Linked DNA regions of Homo sapiens: region 2 is linked to region 1. Evidence: chromatin loops called from intact Hi-C (ENCODE). Cell type or tissue: breast epithelium. All regions are shown on one strand. Each heading gives the region's core, and the rest is flanking DNA. Links, peaks and the distances in the headings are about the cores only.

Region 1 (6,259 bases), core at 831-5,830:
AATACCTAAAAAACCCTAAAGACTCCTCCAAAAAGCTCTTACATCTGATTAGCACCACTATACAGCAACAGCGATCAAGCTCAGAATAAAATCAAGAACTCAACCCCTTTTACAACATCTGCAATAAATAAATAAATAAATAAATAAATAAATAAATAAATAAATAAATAAATAAAATAGGAATATACCTAAGTAAGAGGTAAAATAACTCTACAAGGAAAATTACAAAAGACTGCTAAAATAAATCATAGATGACACAAACAAATGGAAACATATTCTATGCTCATGGATGGGTAGAATCAATATCATGAAAATGACCATACTGCCAAAAGCAATTTATAAATTCAATGCAACACCTATCAAAATACCATCATAATTCTTCACAAAATTAAAAAACAATCCTAAAATTCATGTGGAACCAACAAAGAGCCCATGTAGCCAAAGCAAGACTAAGCAAAAAGAGCAAATCTAGAGGCATCACATTACTTAACTTCAAACCTTACTACAAGGCCATAGTTAACAAAACAGCATTGTACTGGTATGAAAACACACATGTAGATCATTGGAACAGAATAGAGAACCCAGAAATAAAGCCAAATACTTACAGCAAACTGATCATTTACAAAGCAAACAAAAACAGAGTTAGGAAAGGACACCCTATTCAACAAATGCTGCTGGGATAATTGGCAAGCCACATGTAGGAGAATAAAACTGGATCCTTATCTCTCACCTGTACAAAAATCAATTCATGATAGATCAAAGATTTAAATCTGAGACCTAAAGCCATATAAATTCTACAAGATATCATTGGGAAAACCCCTCTAGACATTGGCCTAGCAAAGAGTTCATGATGAAGAACCCAAAAGCAAATGCAACAAAAACAAAGATAAATAGATGGGACATAATAAATAAAGAGCTTCTGCAGAGCAAAAGAAATAATCAGTAGAGTAAAGAGAGTGGGAGAAAATATTCACAAACTATGCATTTGATCAAGTACTAATATCCAGAATCTACAAGTACTCAAATCAGCAAGGAAAATAAATAAATAAATAATTGCATCAGAAAGTGGCCTAAGGTCATGAATAGGTAATTCCCAAAAAAAGATATACAAATGGCCAAAAAACATACAAAAAAAGTTCATCATCACTAATGATCAGGGAAATGCAAATTAAAACCACAATAAGATACAATCTTACTCCTACATGAATTGCAGTAGTAAAAAATTTAAAAAATCATAGATGTTTGTGTGGATGTGGTGAAAAGGGAACTTTTACACTGCTGGTGGTAATGTAAATGAGAACAAGCACTATGGAAAACAGTGTGGAGATTCCTTAAATAAGTAAAAGTGGATCTACAATTTGATCCAGTATTCCCACTACTTGGTATCTACCCAGAGGAAAAGAAGCCATTATATAAAAAAATACTAGCACATGCATGTGTATAACAGTACAATTTTCAATTGCAAAAATATGGGTCCAGGCTAAATTCCCATCGACCAATGAGTGAATACATAAATATACAACAGAATACTACCTGCCTTAAAAGGGAATGAAATAATTGCATTCAGAGCAACCTGGATGTAGTTGGAGATGATTATTCTAAGTGAAGTAATTCAGGATTGGAAAACCAAACATCGTATGTTCTCACTTATAAGTGGGAGCTAAGCTATGAAGACACGAAGGTATAAGAATGATATAATGGACTCTGGGGATTCTGGGAGAAGGATGGGAGGGGAGTGAAGGATAAAAGACAACACATTGGGTACAGAGTATGCTGCTTGGGTGATGGGCGCACTAAAATCTCAGAAATCACCACTAAACCACCACTAAGGCAATCTGCAGATTCAACGCAATCCTTATCAAAATACCAATGACGTTCTTCACAGAAATAGAAAAAAACTATTCTAAAATGTATATGGAATCACCAAAAACCCAGAAAAACCAAAGCTATCCTGAGCAAAAGAATGAAAATGGAGGAATTGCTTTACCTGACTAAATTATACTACAAAGCTATTGGATACTATTCAGCAATAATTAAGAATGAGATCCTGTCATTTGCAAAAACATGGATGGACCTGGAGGTTATTATGTTAAGCGAAATAAATCAGACACACAAAGACAAACTTTGCATGTTCTCACTTACTTGTGGGATGTAAAAAATCAAAACAATTAAACCCATTTTGATCAAGAGTAGGTTGGTTACCAGAGAGACTGCAAAGGGTAGTGGAGGGTGGGAGGAAAGTGGTGATAGTTAATGGGTGCAAAATTAAAATAGTTAGAATTAATGAATAAGACCTAATATTTGATGGCACGATGGGGTGATTATAGTCAATAATAATTTAATTGTACATTTAAAAATTACTAAAATAATATAATTGTATTGTTTGTAACACAAAGTATAAATGCTTGAGGGGCTGAATACCCCATTGTCCATGATGTGATTATTATGCATTGCATGCCTGTATCAGGGTGTGTCATATATCCCATTAATATATACACCTACTATGTACCCACAATAATTAAAAATAAAATAAAACTGAAAAAGTTTTTCTTTCAATGTAAGAAGTAATGCCTCTTGTCCATTATAAAAATGCATAGATAAAATAATATTTTAATGTATAGGTTATTCAGGAAGACACACTAATAAACATTATGGTAGAAATTTTAACAGATTAGTGAATCACTGCAGGAATTGAAGAAGTGTCCTACAAGTTTGTTTCTCAATAAATTTTACAGATATGATTTTTTAAGATAGCAATTTGGTTTAATTGTTGATGAATTGTTATTGGTAAAACATTTTTTCATAATATTTTACAAATGCATTTTAGATTCCAGTTGCATATAATTATGTCTATACATAAATTACAAAAAATATAGATGTTATTCCTAATCAAAGCTCATAGAATGGTTTCTGCCACACAGTAAACATTCAAAATCTTAATAAATGTTTAATTAATGAATAAATTAATTAAAAAGTCAATAAACATAGACATTTTCAAATTTCCAAAAATACTACTAATTTATTCATAATACAAAGACAAATCAACAGATGACTCTTTTTGAGGTAAATTAATCAGGTAAGATGGTTTTTCGAAAGAAATTATTTGGTGATTGTAGAGCAAGAGGTTTCATATTGTGCATGTAGTATTTTGTCTCCAAATTTGTAGTTCTTTCCATTCATTTATTGATTTATTTGTTCATTTAACAAATGCTTGTTAAATGCCTATTATGGCATAATAAATGTGCGAGGCATGGCCATGGAATGAATAAAATTGTAAGCTTTGCCCCGTGCCTCAAAGTATCTAAATATATTGGCAAATACAGAGGCATCAAGAGGAACATTTGAACTCCAAGTTAAACAGTAACAACAATTAATCCCAAGAGAGTACTTTATAAACCCAAATGGTATTTTATGTATGTACAATTTACTGGTTGTCTGTTCAAATCATTTTCTCATGGTGGTTACTTCTAGTGCAGAAACCAAATTAGATGAGAAATTGCTAATCATCTAGTTCAAGTAAATGGAACTGGATAATCTTAAGGGATGCTTTCATCGTGCTGTGGGTTTGAAAAAAATTATTCTGAAGAATAATTTCAGTCTAAATAACTCTGTACATTAACTAAATATTCATTAAATATATACTATTCATAGCAAAACATTTTATTATTAGCAGTGTCAAATTGGTGCTCCCTCTCCTTGAGATTATGATTGACAAAAATGAACCTACTCTTTATTTATTCTTCAACAAATGTATCACCCTTTATGAGCCACTCTGTAAGGTGAAGAGGGATGTCCTGATAGAAAAGACCGACAGCTTGGACATCAATATTCTTACACATTTACTTTAGCATAATATATGTTTCTGCCATTATAGTCTTTGGCCATGAACAAAACTGGCTAAAATGTTCAGCTATGTATTTTATCTTAGCATTATTTGATTCCTTGAACACTTAAAGAAATATTAGAAGAGTTTGTCTCCAACAATCTGCATATGATATTTTAATTATAAACTAGTAAGTAAAAAGTTAAACTATAAAAACATGTATCTTACCAAATAGATGCACACAATTCTATTGGTTCTTTTTATACTAAAAAACATATCTTGCAAGAAGATCTCATATGCTTTTTCTTAGAATCCATTACAGTAAAGAAAGTTTTTTGTTATTTGATTTTAAAATGAGGTGAGAGTCTTTGTTGCAAGAAGTCTGTTCCCAGCTAACAGACAGAAACTTAGACACAGGTATTATTTCTTCAGCTGAAATATGTATGGAAAGTATTCATAGCACAAATAATATTTTAAAATGTTTCATTCTATTCAGGGAATAAAAATTTACACCTGGGATTGTATACATTTTTTGTAAATATTCTTATATATCATAATATTTTAATTATAAAATATTTAATAAAATACAATAGACTATGTAAAGTTTATAGAGTTTTGTTATTTATTTTATTTTTTCTGGTTGAAACTTGAAAATAATATTAGATAATTTTTATTCAGTCTCTTCTGTTTCTTGCTCAGGTTTCTTAGATAGATGCTTGTGTAAGATCTTGGGGAATTGATCACATCTGCACTGTCAAAGAAAAGCTTATATGAGTTTTGCACAAAATCAGATGCCGGAAATCTGTAAAAGAAAATCAATGATAGTTTACCTTTTTTCTCATTACAAAATCTTGGCCTATTATAGGCATATATAAAACTTAATGTATTTGGTATTCTCCATGATAGCTGCAGCTATTCCATATTACGTTTATGTACATATTATGTTTATAGATATGTGGAATTATTTAAGAATAGGAAATTTACTGACAAAGAGATATATTAATTGGGAGGTTTTATTTCTTCTCCAGTTGCTGGTTGAATTTAGCATTAAAAAATACAAGAAATAAATCATAAATCATCTTCCATGAAACTGAAGCTGTAGCTTTTCAAGCATTAAATAAGAAAAAGTTCATTGTGTCTTTCAGTACATGGACAGAAAATCACACAGGGAAAATTCTTTTAGAGGCTCTGATATGCGTAAACCCAGTGGAAAAGCCACTTTAATCTCCTTAGCTTTTACAGAATCTTCTTGATTTCTACATACATTTCTTGCTTTGTGTTTGGATTTTATGTCTTACAGTGATGACCCTCCCTGTTTTCATTACCTAGAAAAATACAGTAGGTATTGCATCAATTGTCTAGACAGTGTATAATAAAAATAATCTTAGAAATGTCCTAAATAATTTTAGTGACTCACTGTAGTATTCAGTTATAGAACAAAAATATACACAATTATAAATATCAATAATATGAATGGTTTGTCAGTGGAGGATATTTTTATTTTGCACAGAAAATAACTAGCAAATTGCATAAACTCAGTGTTTAAATTTATACTCTGGACATTTATGTATTCATATATATCGCTAAAGTACTTTTATGCATAAACTATATATAGATTATATGTTTATAGATGTTCTTATGCATATGCAGATGCATATTCATATGCATGTCCATATATACTCATACATATTTGTGTGTGTATATATGTGAGTATGCAAGTGTAGATTTATTATACAGTATTACATGTAGTGTAACACGTATATACTTACATTTAAAACAAAATTACATAGACAGATACAATTAGGAAAATTCATTTATTATGTTGTAAATGTAAAGCTTTGTCTTTGAAGTAGGGTCCAGAATCTTACCACTGGCTAGCTCTGTATCTTTGATCAAGTTACCTAATCTTTATAAACCTGTTTCCTCTTCTGGAAAATGTGTATGATACAAATCTATGTCCTTCAGAGTTTGCTATTGTAAGGATTAAATAAGCTAACGAATGCAGAGAAGAAAACTGCACAGTCTATTCTCTTGGTAGATACTCAATTAACATTGAACACCACTCCTCCTTATTCCAATCCCTGTTTAATAGCATCACTTTCATTGGGAGAAATTATGTGCATTTGTGTAGAGAAGAGTCCAATTTAAAAGAAATTGCAAAAATGTGTGTCTTCTCATACAATGAAAAAATAACAAAATTACTCTGAAGAAATTATTTTCTTACTTTTTACCTCAGTCGGCTAAAAGGATATTATCTCTGAGCACAAGCTATTATTAACACCAACAATTGTTTTTATCTTTCTCTTAGTGTTTCAAATTATCTGAAGTTATGCTTTAGGATGTATTCAAATACTTTAATCCATCTTCTGTGCTCATTATCCTTTTAGCTTCATACAACAATCATTTGGGTAGTTTGAGTTTCCAATTCACCAAACT
Region 2 (6,259 bases), core at 834-5,833, 1.5 Mb after region 1:
AGAAATAAACCCAAATACTTACAGCCAACTGATCTTCAACAAAGCAAACAAAAACATAAAGTGGAAAAAGGACACCCTATTCCACAAATGGTGCTGGGATAATTGGCTAGCCACATGCAGGAAAATAAAACTGGATCCTCATATCTCACTTTATATAAAAATTCTCAAGCTTTTTGATGGTGGCATACTAAACTAGCATAGCATAGCATATTCTTGTTGTCCACAGTACGTAGTTGTTAGTATTAGTTTACTAGGTCTCCCTAACAAAGTAGCACAAACCAGGTGGCTTAAACAGCAGAAATGTATTTTCTCACAGTCGTGGAGTCTTGAAGACTGAAAGCAAAGTGTTGGCATACTTGGTTCCTTCGGAGAGCTGTCAGGAAAGGATTTGTTCTGGGACTTTCTCCTTGACTTTTAGATGGCTTTCTTCTCTTTGTGTCTCTACACAACATATTCCCTCTATGAAGGTCTGTCACTGGTTTCAAAATTCTCCTTTTTATAAGAAAGCTAGTCAAATTGGATTAGGGTCCACCATAATGACCTCATTTTAATTTGATTAAATCTGTGAAGACCCTGTCTTCAAACGAGGGAGTGGAGTTTAGGACTTCAACATATTATTTCTGAAGGGCACAATTTAACCCATAACACTTCTTGAAATAACTCATTGATTAAAAAAAAATTGAAAAGAAACAAATAAAACAAATAAAAATTTGCTCAGTATTTTTTAGCATTTTACTATTACAATAGTTCCTCCTTATTCTCTGGGGATATGTTCCAAGACTCCCAGAGGCTGCCTGAAAATTGGATAGTACTGAACTCCCTATATACTATGGTTTCATGATTTGATAACCAAGGTGGCTACTAAGCGACTAGTGGGCAGGTAGCATACCTATCGCAGATATGCTGGATAAGGAACAATTCAGGTACTAGACATGGTCTAGGAAGACAGCATGAGATCTCATCAAGCTACTCAGAATGGTATGCAATTTAAAACTTACAAATTGTTTATTTCTGGAATTTTTCATTTAATGATTTTTGCACTGCATTTGACCATGGGTAACTGAAACCACAGAAAGCAAAGCCACAGATAAGGAGGAACTATTTAATTTATTTTATAAAATAAATATGATTTTATGCCCAGAATTTTATATTACAAAATGTCTAATAAAGCAATATATTGCAAATTACAGAATTAGCAAAGATTTACCAATAGTATATTCTAATTGGAATGTCTGCACATAAAATGAAACTGTATGAATTCATGTCAAGGTATATATCTGCTTTGGAAAGCAATTTTTTAAAAATTATAGCAAAAACACTTAACATGAGATCCACTCTCTAATAAAAATTATGTGTACAGTATAGTGCACATAATTCAACTTTCATAACTGATACCTTATCCCAGTGGAACAATTCCCCATTTCCCCTTTTACCTAGGCCCTGGCAAAAACCATTTCTATTATCTCTTTCTCAGTTTGACTATTTTAGAGAGCTCTTATAGTGGAATTATGCAAGATTTGTTTTTATGTGACTGTCTTATTTCATTTAGCATAGTGTCCTCTAAGTTCATCCATGTTGTTGAATACTGTAAGATGTAATTTTTAAAGGTTAAATAATATTCCATTTCATGTATATACAACATTTTTAAAATCCGTTACTCTGTTGAAGGGCATTTAGGTTGTTTCTTTGTCTTGGCTACTTTGATACTGCTGCAATTAACATGGAAGTACAGATATTTCATTAAAATCCTGATTTCAACTTTTTAAATATATGCTCAGAAATGAGATTTCTGGATTGTATGCTAGTTCTATATTTAATTTTTTGAGAATCCTGCATACTGTTTTCCATAGCTGCTGCACCATTTTACCTTCCTGCCAATAGTGTACAATGGTTCCAATCTTTCTACATCCTCACCAACATTATGTATGCAAGAGTACAATGATTGACCATAACATTTATTCTTGGTAGAAATGGAAGATAATATATTAAGGGGATGAATAACAGTACAAGTCAGTAGGATCAACGTCTACCGTGGGTTGTTAGAAGTGAGCAATCGAGCACTAGAAGGAGGTGGTAGACAGAGGGCTGAGCATGGCATTCAGTTATGAATGTTGTGCAGTTATCAGTAATAAACATGAGTCAATGCTTGGAGGTTTTAAGATAAAAGGAGGAAGTGTCCTCAAAGTGACAAAGAATGGGTATCAGTAGGCTATCAACACTACCTATGTGGACAGTGGTAGAGAAAACAGGTGCCTCCTCAGAAAACTGAAGGCAAATAACTAGAGATCTCAGGGGAGAGCCAGGTATTTTTTTACTAAAGAAGGTAATAAAAATGTTTAGAGAAAATTTCAGGGACATAAAATATTTTTATGATGGACCTTGATTTCAGACAGAGACAGAAAAACAGAAAAAGAAAAGGGACATACAAATCTGTCTGATGATTAGTTTGTGAGATATTAGGAATCACTATGAGTCTGGGGATTTGGATTGGACACAGTTTGACTAATAATGGAATATTGGAGATTGGGTATGTCCAAGTTTTATAGATGGCAGCAGCATTCTGAGAAGTTGCCACGTTACTATGGGCAAGCAGGCTCCCTCTTGACCCATTTCTATGAGAAGATGGAAAGACTGTGTAGGTGTGGACTTAGTCCCAGAACATGGGCTTCATTTTTTAATCCTTCTAGGGTTTGTGATTTGGGGGCTGTCTCATTGAGAATGTGGAACTATCTCTTGAACCCTGTTTATGAGGTCAAAAATGTCATGGCAGACAACTGTACTCAGAAATCCCTCTTGATTGGTAAAATAATCAAGTTTGCATTGAAAACTTAAAAATGTCCTTCTTAAAAATTTCAGTAATTCCAACTATCAGCAAGTGTTCATGAGCCATAGGAGATTTGCAACTTTGAGCTGCAAACAGGTTTATTAGCAGAACATGAAATAAGAGACCCCAATAAGCCCTATTTATGTAGTAATTATAATTTGTAGACACACCAAATTTTAGTAGTCACAACTGACTATGAAAAATATACACTTTCTATAAAGCAAACTAAAAAAATAGAAAGTATATGCTATTTACTAAGCTCTTATAAAAGGGAGAGAATAACGTATAACTATATTTCGGTTTTAATGGTCTTGATATTTGAATTTTACCCACATGAATTCCATCTAAATGAAGCCACCAACGTGATAAATTCTGTGTTTTATAGTCAGTTATGAATTTTATGTGAGATTTTATTGTCATTTACTATGCTTTTTTTAATCAAATTGCAAGTAATCTGATTGACATTATGGCAATTTCATATTGCCAGTAGGGTCTATAAATGAATAAACATGTAAATGTAGATTAGTTGGCTTTCATTTACTTATTAGCAAATATTTGTGTATTGTCCCCTCTGGGTGGAGTAGTTACTGAGTAATATAAGGTACTCAGTTTTTTTCTAACATAGTTTTTCACCAGAAAACAAACAAACAAACAAAAGACAATTTGGCACATTGAAAAAATTGCAATAAAAATTTTTTAAGGGTTCTGAGACAGTTAATATATTCATGAAACTTAGATTTTTATCAATCAGTCATTTTTAGCAGAGGAACCTTCTTATTTGTCTGAAAATTAAAATATTTTATTCATAATACTATTTTTTGAGGTCCTTAACTTTTTATATTTTTATCCTCCAAAGATGGCAAATAAATGTCTGCGTTAAAAGGAAACTTGTACACTCTGTGCCTTTACAATTATTCCAACAAGCTACTACTAACACTTGCTTTATGAAACTTTGAAACTCCACACTCAACAAACTCTAAAAAATTATTAGACGTGGTTTCCACAAATACCACCAATTATCTTTAAAGAGTTATTTTGCTATGTGCTTTATTTATTCCATTTTATGTAATTCTTGGCTCAAACTAATGTTTTTATTGAAAACAGGAAGAAGATTTAAAAAGCAAGCAATAAAGAAGAAAAAGCTCAGTTTGAGAGATTACTAAGCTTCTCAAAGTAATTAGAAAAGGGTGTGATGCCTAATTTTGTGTGCTAACCCAACTGGACCATGGTGCCCAGATATTTGATCAAGCATTATTCTGGATGTTACTGTGAGGGTGTTTTTAACATTTAAATCAGCAGATTATGAACAAAACAAATTGTCCTCCTTAATTTGGTTGGGCTTCATCCAATTAGTTGAAGGCCTAAATAGAACAAAAGAGTAACCTGCCCTAGACAGAAGGAATTCTACCAGCAGATGGCCTTCAAACCTGAGCTACAACAGTGGCTCCTTCCTGCATCTCTAGCCTCCCAGCCTGCATTACAGACTTTGGTCTTGCCAGCCTCCATAATCTCATGAACCAATTTGTTAAAATAAATCTCTCTCTCTCTACATATATAAAAGTGCTACTGGTTCTGTTTCTCTGTAGTACCTGGACTAATACGAAGTTGATCAAGGATTATAAACCATAACTATCTAACCCCAAAACCCGTACTCTTCTCTTTCTAATATGTAACTTTTTTTTTTTTTTGTAAAACATAAACCTTAAAGCAAGATTCAGACATTATATTAGTTCATTTTCACACTGCTATAAAGAAATACCTGAGTCTGGGTAATTTATAAAGGAAAGAGGTTTCATTGACTCACAGTTCTGCATGGCTGGAGAGGCCCCAGGAAGCTTACAATCATGGTGGAAGGAGAAGGAGAAGCAACAAGGCAAGAAAGAGAGAGAGAGAGAGGGCCAGTTATAAAACCATCAGTCCTCATGACAACAGACTCACTGTCGCAAGAACAGCATGGAGGGCACTGCCCCCATGATCCAATCACTTCCCACCAGGTCCCTCCCTTGACATGTAGGGATTATGATTCAAGATGAGACTTGGGTAGGGACACAGAGCCAAACCTCAAAGTCAATTTTTAGAGTGAAGCATGTATCTTAGCTGGGAGTTTAGCCAATTGAGCAGAGAGACCAGGCTGATGGACTGAAGTTCTAAATTAATGTTTAAAAAGGGATAACAGCACTGTACAGTAGTTAAGAGCACAGAATTGAGAATAAGATGCCCAGGGTTTCAATACCAGCTCTACTGCCTACTTGGGAGAATTTATGTTAAATTATTTAACCTCCTATACCTGACAATGGTAGTATTCCTCCCAAACTCCCTTGGATCTAGATGCTTTTCACTGTTTTTGTTCATTTCATCCCCAGCTGTGTTATTTATTTCAAACTGCCGCACCAAGGATGCCATTCAAAAGATTCCTATTTGCAAGTGTGAAGCTTTTTTGCCACATGTAGATAGTAGGATTTGCCTGGACACTCACAACTGTCTGGGGTATTGTTAATCAATGAGTAATTGGGGCAGGAGGGTGAACGTTTAGCTCATTTTTCTCCAGGACAAAATATAAAGCATAATCTGTACTTCACAGCTTCTCTCTGGGATAAGGCCACACTTAGCTTGAAATTATACCCTCTCTTGGTTTCTTTACCTTTCCCAACCTGTTTTCTCCACTCTCTACTTGTTTCTCCTTTGGGCACTTTCTAGCTAAATCTTTTTGCAACAAACCTCATCTCAGAATCTCCTTCTGGAGAAATTGACTAAAGACATCCAGTTTTCCCATCTTCTAAAATTGGAATATTGTTCCTATTTCAAAGGATATTGTCAAAGTTTAATGGCATATATAACTATAACTAGCACATATTATGTGATAAATGCATATTAGTATATTAATTATAAAATAGTAAAACTAAATGTGTTCCACTTAATAAAACAATAAATTGTTGAATGCCTAGTTTATAGTAAGCAAATCCTGAACATCAAAAAATAAGAAAGCAATTATCTTGTCTTTATTTTTATGCCTATACAGTCTGTCTGGAGAGAGATACTTAAGCCAATACTAAAAATCCAGTGTTGGCAATATGAGTGCATAGAGTGCTAATAATTTTTAAACACAAAAGAATAATAAGGCAGGACATAGTGGTTCACCCCTGTAATCCCTGTGCTTTGGGAGGCCTAGGCTTGAGCATTGCTTGACACCAGGTGTTCAAGACCTTCCTGGGCAACATAGCAAGATTCAATCTCTACCAAAAAATAATAATATTAAAAAATAGCAAGGCTAGTAGTGTGCACCTGTATTCCTAGCTAATTGGGAGGCTGAGGTGGAAGAATCACTGGAGCCCAGGAGTTCAAGACTGTGGTGATCTGTGGTCACACCACTGCACTCCAACCTGGGTGACAAAGCAAGACCCTGTCTCTAACAACAAATAAAATGAAATGAAAAGG

What was found. Hi-C counts contacts between places; a loop is a spot of excess contacts. Peaks named below come from ENCODE experiments on the same cell type or tissue, not always from the same donor. Only the 100,000 strongest peaks of a DNase experiment are listed, where the experiment ranks them.
Region 2: a loop joins it to region 1, with 23 times the contacts of the local background. A loop is called at or near these places in 8 of 110 quality-filtered maps.

Annotation. Positions count from the first base shown.
Region 1 is chr13:64,141,362-64,147,620 of GRCh38, forward strand. No RefSeq gene overlaps it. Among named protein-coding and RNA genes, the nearest start is that of LINC00355, 68 kb to the left of the region's middle. In breast epithelium, for the core only: no CTCF peak of the experiment used is centred there; no DNase peak of the experiment used is centred there.
Region 2 is chr13:65,621,193-65,627,451 of GRCh38, forward strand. No RefSeq gene overlaps it. Among named protein-coding and RNA genes, the nearest start is that of LINC01052, 240 kb to the right of the region's middle. In breast epithelium, for the core only: no CTCF peak of the experiment used is centred there; no DNase peak of the experiment used is centred there.